2 separate regions of the Homo sapiens genome follow, and region 1 is linked to region 2. Evidence: chromatin contacts called from ENCODE Hi-C or POLR2A ChIA-PET data. All regions are on one chromosome and are shown on one strand. The core of a region is the stretch at or near the end of the contact, and the rest is flanking DNA. Distances in the headings are between cores, read along the strand shown. Region 1 holds the start of HEYL (hes related family bHLH transcription factor with YRPW motif like). Region 2 holds the start of HPCAL4 (hippocalcin like 4).

Region 1 (5,202 bases), core at 1,289-3,788, 52 kb before region 2:
CTTATATTGTGCAGGAACAGGACCCTGATCCAGTGTCTGACATGTGGCAGGTGCTCATTAGATGTTTGCAGAGGGAGAGGAGAGGCTGTACTCTCAGTTTGGACTCATCCTGCGTCATGGGGCCAGGTTGAGATGAGAGCTCTGTGGGTGAGTTTCACAGATGTGGCAGGACTGCCACCAGGCAGATGCCACAGTGATGGTGGAACACACCCTGCTCTTTACTCTCACGTTTCTGAGTGTGGGGGTTTTGCGCCCTGCCCCTGACCCCGAGAGGCTGGCTGCCTCCGTCCTGCGGCCTTTGTCAGTGTTTATCTGCTTTCTTTGTACATGAAGCTCTTCTTCCCTGAGAGTTCCCTGAGGGCAGAGGCTGAGCAGGATACATCTGGGCCCCCTATGCCCAGCCCAGGGTCTGGGCCACAGCAGGCATCGTTCAGTGCTCCCTGAATTGAAGCATTGATGTCTGCTGGGGGAAGGGCCCTTTGGTGAGTGCTACAAAGGGGCATCTATAAGTCAGCCTCTGCCAGATGTCCAGCTGCTTTCTCTCCTCAGAGGGGTCTGCTCCTCTAAGAACAGTGTCTAAAAATGGGCTCTGTATATATAGGAAATGCTGTATGTATAGGAAAAAACTGCCCACTGATCCTTTATGCCTCATGTAAGCAGTTGCCCAGATGCTACTATCTTCAAGAAGCCCTCCTTGCCATCTTTGATTAAGAGTGACCTCTCTTTGCTTAAGTGCCCTCACAGCCCACAGTCTGTCTCCTTTCCATCCTGTCCATGGTGTTTTTATGACCTGGCAGGTCACTGACTGGGCTGCAAACTTGTGGAGGACAGAAGCCAGCTCTGATCAACCTAGTTCTCTGGCATCAATTTTGTGCCTCTGATCTATGAAGACCCAATGCCATTGAATTTGAGACCCCGCTCCACCACCACCACGTGGTGCTGTGCCCTTTCCTGGCCCTTAACAGGCACAGGCTAAGATAACTGCTTTTCTAAATAGCAGTTTCTGCTAAACAATTAAGAAAGGCTAATACGTTGCATAGCGAGTTGTGTTATACTCCCTAAAAACAAATGTACAGGCTGCAAGAGGAATATCTATTATGGCATTTTCCTGGGATTTGAGACTGAGGCAGGATCCTTGGATCTCAGAAAACTGGAGAGCACTAAAATTACAAAATGTCCTCAAAAACATCCCTAAGAATTAACTGGGCCTGGCTCACTGGCTTATGTCTGTAATCCCAACACTTTGGGAGGCCAAGGCAGGAGGATCACTTAAGCCCAGGAGATCAAGGTTGCCATGAGCTATGATCATGCCACTGCACTCCAGCATGGGCAACAGAGTGAGACCATGTCAAAAAGAAAGAAAGAAAGAATTAACTGAATTCCCCTCCAATTCTGTTCTAGAGAGTCAAGTCTAGATGAGCCAAGAGAGATGAAGTATATCCCTTTCTTTTCCACTGCTGTCTTTGTTTTACTGATGGGGAAACTGATGACAGACTCTGTCAGGGAAACCAATGGCCCAAGACCACATAGTGAGTTGGTGGCAGATTTGGGGCTGGGACCCAGGTCTGCAGACTCCCAGTCAGCCCTGCAGCTCTTTCAGGGTGCTGGGAATCACATGGTGTGTACCTAGGCATGTGCTGTGCTAAGCCCTTGACATACTTTGCCTCATTTGGTTTTCCCAATATTTCCATGAAGTTGGTTCTATTATTCATGCTCATTTAACAGATAAGGAAACTGAAGCTTAGACAGTTTACAGAACTGCGAGGTAGCAGAACTATACAAGCGCAGTTTGTTCGACAGGTTTGAAGCAGGTCAGACTATCTACCAGGAGCTGAAAGACACTGGCAGTATGGGGGCACGATAGGAGGAACATTGGAATTAGAGTCTAGGCCCTTGCAAGTCGCTTATTATTTTCTTCAATACTAAGTCCCTAAATCCAAACTCCAATTTGCTCAAAGGAGGACAAATTTTCTTCTTCCTGAAATAATTTGTGGACTACATGAAAACTGCATCCAAACTAGGGTAAAATTGGGAAAGGATGGGGTTACTCTGCATCGTCAGCAGATTCCAGACAGGGGCCAGAGTACCATCAGTCTATGAGAGTTTTCTAAGATCTCCAGGGAAAACCTGCCAATGGCCTCCCCTAGGCCACTTCAACAGATAGATGATAACCCACTAGCCACCTGATCCCCCGAGCTGAACTCTCCCTCCCTGCCAGCATCCCCAGCCCTGCACGACCGAGAGCGCGCAGGATCCAGGCACTCGTGCGTGTAACGGCACGGCCCGCACACGCCCCCTACGCCGACACCTGTGGCCCCCGCGCTCACCTGCCTCTGCCCAGGCGGTGCTGGAGGGCTGGCCCGCCTGCTCGGCGAGCCCGTCGGGCCGACCCCCACCCCGCTCGCCCTCCGCCTGCTCGGTCCCCGCATCCCGGCCCTTACCTCAGCTGGCCCTCTTGGCCCACGTCGATGGGTCCGTCGGACTCCCCGTCGGAGCCGCTCGGCTCCTTGGGTCGCTTCATGGCGAACGCAGGCTGCCTGGTCTCAGCCCCGCGGCTAAGGCTCCCAGTCGGGAAGTCAGGCCCCGCCCCGGCCCCGCCCCGGCCCCGCCTCGGGGGCGCCGCCACCGCCCTTTCCCAGGGCCCTTTCCTGCGCCGCAGCTCCGGGCGCCCAGGCGCCCCCTCGCCCCCGCGGTGACGCGCCGCCGAGCCGTGGGAAGGCCCTAGGCGGTCGCCGCCTTCATCGACGGCTGGGAGGTCCGGCTCTGCTCCGCTGTCTCGGCTGCCGCGCGCTGGGTGGCCTTGGGCAGGTGCCCTGGGAGGCCCCGCGGGGAAGCCAGGAGTCCCCGTCTGTCCCTGGGTCGCCTGGGCGCTGCTGGCCTGTAGAGGCGCCGCTTCGATGCCCGGGATTCCGCAAGGGTCAACCCTGCGCGCTCCTGCCTCCTGGTGTTCTGGAGGCAGCAGACACATCAAGTTTGTCGAAGTTAGTCGTGGTGGTTGTGGCCTGATCCTCAGCAAGAATTCCCCAGCAGCAACTCCATAGGGGCCCAAAGCAAGTGGAATAGTGTGGTGGGGGCAAGGGGAAGACACTTACACTTCTGAGAGGTGGCAGTCACCCCCAAAAGGGACGGCTGAAGTTGTGGCCACCGCATCTGAGAAAGCTGGGCTCTGGCCGAGGTCCCTAAAGGCCTGGCGTGGTGGCAGTGGTGGGTTGTCCCTGGGAATCAGTTCCCAGTTCACCAGAGGTCGAGTTGTCCTGGGCGGCCAGGAGGCCAGGAAAGGGCTCCTTCTAGACGCTATGGCAGGGCCTCAAAGTGGGAGAAGGAGAGGAAAAGGGAAGATACCTTCCAGCCTCTCTTCCTGGGGCCTCTGCTTCTGGCAACCCATCAAACTGTTCACTCAGGGAGGGCTCTAGCTGCCCTGTCCTTAGGGGGACTTGTGGGAAGTTCTCAGATTCACCGGTCATCCTCAGGCGCCCAGTACCTCAGAGAAGCTCCTAAGGCTCCAAAGGAAGCTGCATGAGAGCATCCTGGAGCTGGACTTCTTGGGCAGGGAAGAGGAGATAGAGGAGGTCTTGGTGTGCTGGGTTAGATATGAGAGGTCTTTTCCTTTTTACCCGCCACCAGGTCAGGACCTGAGGGAAGCCACCCCTTCAAGTGGGAGAATCGGGTTGGTCATCTGAGAATAACTGTGCTTCCATCCCCACAGCAAGGCCTGCTTGCTGGGGGACACTTGATTACTTGATGGGAAAGAATGTTCCTGTGCCCCCGTCCACACACATCCACAGACACAACCATTTGGCCAGGTATGCAAACACATACACACGGACAGACTTACAAATATATACTGGTAGGCGCAACTGTCGTGAGCAATCAGTACCAGGAAGCCCTGGTGGTCGCCCCAGCCACAACTATGGACTCTCATTCCAAATGCCCTCAGCACTCACATCACTTCTGTGGGCACATGCCAGTCAGTGGAAACCTCAACTAACAGAGAAGTTGCACAATGTGTTATGCATTCCCTGGAAAGGCGGAAGTCAAGGAAGCCTCCCAGATAGCTGCCCTGTGTAATTGGCTGAGATAGCAAAGATTGGAAGAGGAGCAGATTTGCAGGGGAAGGTCAAGGGCCCCGTGATGGACGTTTCATGTGAGATGTCTTGGATCATCAAAATACAGTGCACAGTTAAATAGAGGGTATGGAGTTCAGAACAGAGGTCTCAGCTGGATATTAAATTTGGACGTCATTAGGTAATTGATGGCATTTAAAGCTATGGGAGCAGATGGGATCATTCAGAAAACGTGGATGGAGACAGAGCAGGGGCCTAGCTAAATACTTAACATTTGGTGAGCCCTTATTATAAAACCTGAAACTATTCTAAGTCTTTTGTAAATATTAACTCATTTAATCCTTGACAACCCTATAAAGTAGTAATATTATAATCCCCACTTTACAAGTGAGAAACAAAGGCTGAGAGGTAGACTAACTCCACCTAAGGCCAACAGGCAATAAATGGAAGGGCTGGAATTCAACAAGGCAGTTCAGTTCCAGAGCCAAAACATTAGGCTTTATTACTTTATACAGTACTCCCCCTTCTTTTAAAAATAAAGACAAGGATTCACTCTGTCACCAGGCTAGAGTGTAGTGGTGCCATCGTAGCTCACTGAAACCTTGAACTCCTTGGCTCAAGTGATCCTCCCACCTCAGCCTCCTGAATAGCTCAGACTACAGGGGCATACCACCATGCTCAGCTAATTAAAAAAACAACATTTTGCCAGGTGTGGTGGCTCACGCCTGTAATCTCAGCACTTTGGGAGGCTGAGGCAGGCGGATCACAAGGTCAGGAGATCGAGACCATCCTGCCTAACACGGTGAAACCCCATCTCTACTAAAAAATACAAAAAATTAGCCAGGCGTGGTGGCAGGCACCTGTAGTCCCACCTACTCGGGAGGCTGAGTCAGGAGAATGGCGTGAACCCGGGAGGCGGAGCTTGCAGTGAGCCAAGATGGCGCCACTGCACTCCAGCCTGGGCGACAGAGTAAGACTCCGTCTCAAAAAAAAAAAAAAAAAAAAAAAAATTTTTTTTGGTAGAGATGAGATCTCACTATGTTGCCCGGGCTGGTCTTCAACTCCTGGGGCCAAGCAATCTTCCCACCTTGGCCTCCCAAAGTGTTAAGATTACAGGAGTAAGCCACTACACCCCGTC
Region 2 (5,274 bases), core at 1,275-3,774:
CAGCACTTTGGGCATGAGTCAGTCCCCCACAGGCGTGTAGACTTCATAGCCCTCTGACCCTCACCTGGTGCTGTAGAATTCCAGGATGCAGTCTGATTTGAGACAGGTCTTTGCATTAAACCCCTGCCTGAGTCAGAAAAAAAATCCTCCAGACCTTTTTGCTCAATGGCAAGGAGTTGATCCCCTCCAATATGCCCCAGTCCACTTTTGAGCAGGTTGAAGCGTGAGAAAAGTTTATTTTTCCCATGGGGAAAATAAAAGTGCTTTTCCCTATGCACTCACTTCTCCCAGTGAGTGCTTAGTCCTCACTGAGTCTGGGACCCATGAGAGCAGGGGTTTTTTCTCTCTTATAGCTCCCCTACCCTGGTTCCCACCCTGCCTTCTGTGCCTGCACAGAACTGCTCTGTGGAGACGCAGTGGCAATGCCTAGGACACAGTGATGTTCAATGAATGTCTCTTGGTGGATTACGTAAGAGGAGCAGAACCCCCTTCTTCCTCCCTGGATCTATGTCAGGCTGTTTTGTTTATCTGTGTTCTCCTGCTATCACACCCACTTCAGAGACAATGGAACCCAGACCTAGGGGAAGGAAGGGTTCACCCCAGGTCAACTATAGCCCATCAGCAGCAAAGTGAAGGCCAGAACCCAGCTGGGGACATGCTCTGCTGGAGCTGTGGCCCTGCTGAACATGGGCAGGCTCCTCTGCTTACCTCTTGAGGGCTGTCCTCCAGCTATGAAGGAGCTGGGACTGTCCCATACACAAAACCATTGTCCCAGTGTGCCCAGAGGTTTCTTCAAGAGGGCTAAGGGCTGTGGGCTTTGAATGGAGAGGTGGCTGAGGCTTTGAATGGGAGGGACTGAAGGAGGCAATAATCCCACACCCTCACCCAGCTTCAGAGGAGCTGGTACTGAGGTGGTTGCCATGGTGACAATAGCTCCCTGGTCAGGAGATTTTTTCTCTCTTTCCTCTCCTCCCTTTGCTCTTCCCCAAGCAGCAGCAATAGCAGCAGCAACCAGGTCTTTTCCCTCTTCTTCTTAATGAGAGGCAGGGGATGACAAACAAAGAGTAATCCCAGCTGGCCACCTACAATTTGGAGCTGTCCATGTCAGGATGGGCTGGTGGTCTAGGAGGGACTCCTAATAGAAGGGGCCTGGAGAATGTGTGGGAGGAGGTAGCCTGTACCTAGGCTGGTTAAGAAGGAATGTGTCTTCAGTGAGTTCTAAACCAACCCCGCCCCCCTCAGGTCTCCTCTCTTTAATGTCCTCTTGGTTCAGGATCCTGTTTTTCCATAATCAGCCATAGAACCAGAGTGTCTCAGTGCCAGAAGGCTGTTCAAGTTCATCTCACCCAGTCTACCCTCTCTGTTATACCTCTCCCCATTTTCATGAAGGATCAGAGAGGGGAGTGACTTGGCCAAAGTCAAACTTTGGCTGTACAAGATTTGAACCCAGCTCATCTGCCCTCCAGGTATAGTTCACTTTAGGGCCAAGAGCAATACAGCCCACATGGCACCTTGGCAAGGTCCCCACGGAGCAGCAGGAAGGTGGGAGAGAGGGAGCAAATAGTCATACAAATTAGAAAGACATTTGACAGGCAGAATGAGAGGATTTGGTGCCTGGCTGTGAGGGGGGAGGGAGGAGGTATGGAGGTTGGGGCCTTGGCAGCAACTGGACTGACGGTATGGGTGGTCTGCTGGGGGTGGTGTCTTTGGTTCATCCTCCCGCCAGGATGAGAGATGCCAAATATGGGGCCTCTGCCTAGCACTGGGGGCCACTGGGGAGGGCTGTCGAGACTGTGAGGAGAAAAACTGGGGAAGGGGGATTGTCCCCCCCTCAGGTATGCTGTGGGCTCTGTCAGCTTGAGGGGTGGGATGTGGGGACAGTGTCTGGGGACAACAAGGAGGGAGCGCTCTGTGGAGGGGGAGGCTGTCTTTGGGGGCAGGGGCTCCCTGATGAGAAGTGGCTAGGGGCTATCCGTGGAGGTGGGAGTTTGCCATGGTGCTGGGCAGACAACCCATATCCAAACAGGAGGGAGGGTGACCAGCGCCTCCAGCTAGCACCAGCGCCACCACACCCCCAGATGTGTGTGTGTGCATCTGTGTGTGTATGTGTGTTTGCGCGCGTGTATGTTGGGGGCCATAGCAATGGTTGTTCTCACCTGAGCTGGGGATAAGTAGGCGGCTCTGCCTCCTTCTCTGCACCCATGGGCCTGGACTGAGGTGGGGGGTCTCCTGCCCAGGGGTGGGCTCTTCAGTTGCTGCCGCCTAAGGCGGAACCACGGGTCAGGGAGGTGAATCAGGGCAGGACATGAGGATGGGAAGGGAGAGTGGAGGGGGAGGGGGCCAGGGCCTCCGCCCGGTGGGTTTGTTGCCTTGAGGACCCGGTCCCACTCGCATTACCTGAGGCCGGTCGCCGGGTCGCTGGATGGCTCCGAGCCTCGGCGGGCCGCGGGAACCGAGGCTGGCTCGCGGGCCGGCAGCTGTGCTCTCCAAGGTCTGCGCCGGAGCCGCCTTCCAGCTCTTGTATCACTATGTGCCTCCCGAAGGCGACACTATTTGCATAAGCCCCGCCCCATCCCGGGCAGGTTGCACGGCTATTGGCTCCTCTGGAGCGGAGTGGCAGGCGGGGTTTCAGGTGGGGACCGGGTGGCCGGCGAGGCCCGGCCGCAGGAGCGCGCCCCGCCTGCCCGCGCTGACCTTCCCGGAGTCGCCGGGAAGCGGGAGGGCTGCACCCCCATCTGCACCCCTGCCCTGAGGCTCAGCCCCCGGCTTACAAGTCTGGGGTGGAAAGGGTCGACGATGAAAGTGGATTCTCAAAAACAACCTCACCGTTGCTATGGAAACGGGAGAACCACAGCCGAATCTCTAAGCTTCCTTTCCTGGGCCCCAGCATGGGTGGGGGCGGAAGAGGGGATGAGTCACAAGATGAGACCCCCCCCCACACCCATATCCCACCCGAAATTGGGAGGGGCCAAAGAGGAGCTGGGGAGGAGCTGGGTGGGAGAGGGAGGAGGTGGCTGGTCAGCAGTCCACATCTCTGCGTCCCCCCTCCCCACGCATCCACTCCCCTCACGCCGTGGGGCAGAGAGGAGGGTGCTGGTTGCGCGCGGAGAGCGCGGTATGGGTGGCGAAGTCCCAGCCTCTACCTAGCCCCGCGCTAGTCGTGGGTTCCCTCCAGCCACCCCTCTGGCCCTTCATTCCGGTCCCTCCCCAGACGGGCCCTCCTCCTTTCTCATGGACCCCCAAGAGGCCTCTCGCGTTCTCCCCCGAAGGACCCCTATGCCTAGCCATGGATCCTCCATTCCCCACCCTCCCGTTTTCCCGTCCCGCAGACGGAGCCGGTCCCCAGCCGCCGCCAGTCTCCGGCCTCGGATGTTGACACAAACCCGAGGCGGTTTACACTGAGCGGGTCTGGAAGCTTTCAGGGCCCCGGCAACACCTCCTCCCCGCACTTGGGGGTCTCCCCACAGCCCGGGCCGGCCGCCTGGGCTGCACTGGCGTCTGAGAGCTCCTGACACAAGGCTGTGGGAAGGAACCCTTTTAAGCCAAACTGGGGGCAAAAGGGGAGCCAGACATCCCCGGGCTGGGCCACGTGCGGGGCAGGGACTTCTAAGGATCTGTCGAAAGTCGGGGCGGACGGCTGGGGATTGGCCTAATCGGAGCGCGGACGCTGAAGAGCAGCGGTGAGAGGCGGGGCTTCTGTCCGCGCGGCGAAGGTAGAGGTGGGCTGGGCGGGGCGATGGAGGATGGGGTCAGACCTGCCGCGAGTGGGGGCGAGGCTTCTGGAGCTGGTCCCAGAAATGCCTGGGCCAGGCTCGCTGGGGGAGGAACCCGTGGACGTCCCTTTTCTTTAGGACCTGTCCCGTTGCCCCTTGAAACGGTTTTGCTCTACCATTTTCGAGGCTGCGGACTATGCCTTCTCTCTGCGGCCTTAGCGGGGGCTGAGGGCTCCAAGGAACCTGCAGCTGTAGGAGAAGGCGCGTCCTTGGCACTATGGGTTGGTGACTCATGAAAGACAGGTGTTTGAAGCTCTAACTCTTTCACTTCTCTGATACCTTCTCAGCTCTGGGTCTTGGGGACCCAGAGATGAGCGAGAACCCCCCTTGCTCACAGTTAACCATAATCCAAGGCGTGAAGAAGTGGGGAGAGGCAGCACAGGTTACTAGAAGTGGTATCTGAAACCCTAACATTGACTGACCCAAGTTCATATTGCTAACATTGAGTCTCATTTTTGCCAATGATTCCATTTACGACCGTGGGCAAAACCCTTCTCATTCTGGGCCTCCCAGTCTGTGAAATGTGGGAGCTGGCTCAAGAGGTCCAGAGGAGCAGGGGGAAATTTTCAACCAGGTGGGTGAAGAAAGACTGTCCCTTGGACAGAAGTATGTGGACATGAATCTGACTGCTCCACTTAAGAGTCCTGAGCCCCTTAACAATAGCTAATGTGTATCGAGAGCTTACTTTGTGTCAGGTGCTATTCTAGCATATTATATGTTACCATATAATATAAATTGGGAATAAGTTACTCAATTTATTCCCCATAAGAGCTCTGTGAGGCAGGTTCTATTATTACTCCTACTTAACAGATGAGGAAATCAAGGCACAGAGCGGTTAAGTGACTGACCCAAGTTCACATTGCTAGTAAAGAGAGCTCCAGTGCTGGGATTTGAACCCCAGCAGTCTAGCCTCAGAGCCCACACTCCTAATCAGTACACAATACTGCCTCTTCTTATGGTCCTTCAAGTCCTTAAGGGTAAGGACCTTAGATTGGAATATTTGTTTCTGATTCCCCAAGGTATTAGAAAGGCAAAATCCAGCCTCCTGGGCAGCCCTTCTGTCTCAGGTGAACAAGATATGGGATTCCAGCAGTACAGTAAACTAGAAGTAGTGAAAACAAGAAGCCCTCCTGGGCTCACACCCAGGATTTATGCCTGTAATCCTAGCACTTTGGGAGGCTGAGGCGGGTGGATCACTTGAGGTCAGGAGTTTGAGACCAGCCTGGCCAACATGGCAAAACCCTGCCTCCACTAAAAATACAAAATACAAAAATACAAAAATAAGGAGGCTGAGGCAGGAGAATCGCTTGAACCCAGGAAGCAGAGGTTGCGGTGAGCTGAGATCACGCCACTGCACTCCAGCCTGGGCAACAGAGTGATATACACACACACACACAAAAAAAAAAAAAAAAAAAAAAAAAAGCAGCAGCCCTCCTGAACTGCAAGGGGGCCAGAGTGTGGCTTCTCCTGGCCATCCTATCCTCCAGGCATGACTACCCAT

Evidence for each region. A loop is a pair of places that touch in the nucleus more often than their neighbours do. ChIA-PET counts read pairs that join two places held with the same protein, here RNA polymerase II (POLR2A). Pooled maps may share reads with other maps.
Region 1: a loop to region 2 is called in a map with no recorded cell type, with 4 times the contacts of the local background. The contact joins the promoter of HEYL here to the promoter of HPCAL4 in region 2. A Hi-C loop is called at or near these places in 1 of 37 single-sample maps with no recorded cell type and 1 of 50 pooled maps. POLR2A ChIA-PET finds 5 or more read pairs at or near these places in 5 of 52 experiments (PC-9, T-cell, WTC11 and 1 more).

What each region holds. Positions count from the first base shown.
Region 1 is chr1:39,637,105-39,642,306 of GRCh38, forward strand. HEYL (hes related family bHLH transcription factor with YRPW motif like) reads right to left here and starts at 2,539. Exons shown (of 5, transcript NM_014571.4): 1 at 2,442-2,539. The coding sequence starts at 2,521. RefSeq lists silencers at 2,316-2,385, 2,506-2,895.
Region 2 is chr1:39,688,909-39,694,182 of GRCh38, forward strand. HPCAL4 (hippocalcin like 4) reads right to left here and starts at 2,525. Exons shown (of 4, transcript NM_016257.4): 1 at 2,398-2,525. RefSeq lists silencers at 801-1,027, 2,302-2,381, 2,602-2,831 and an enhancer at 2,904-3,494.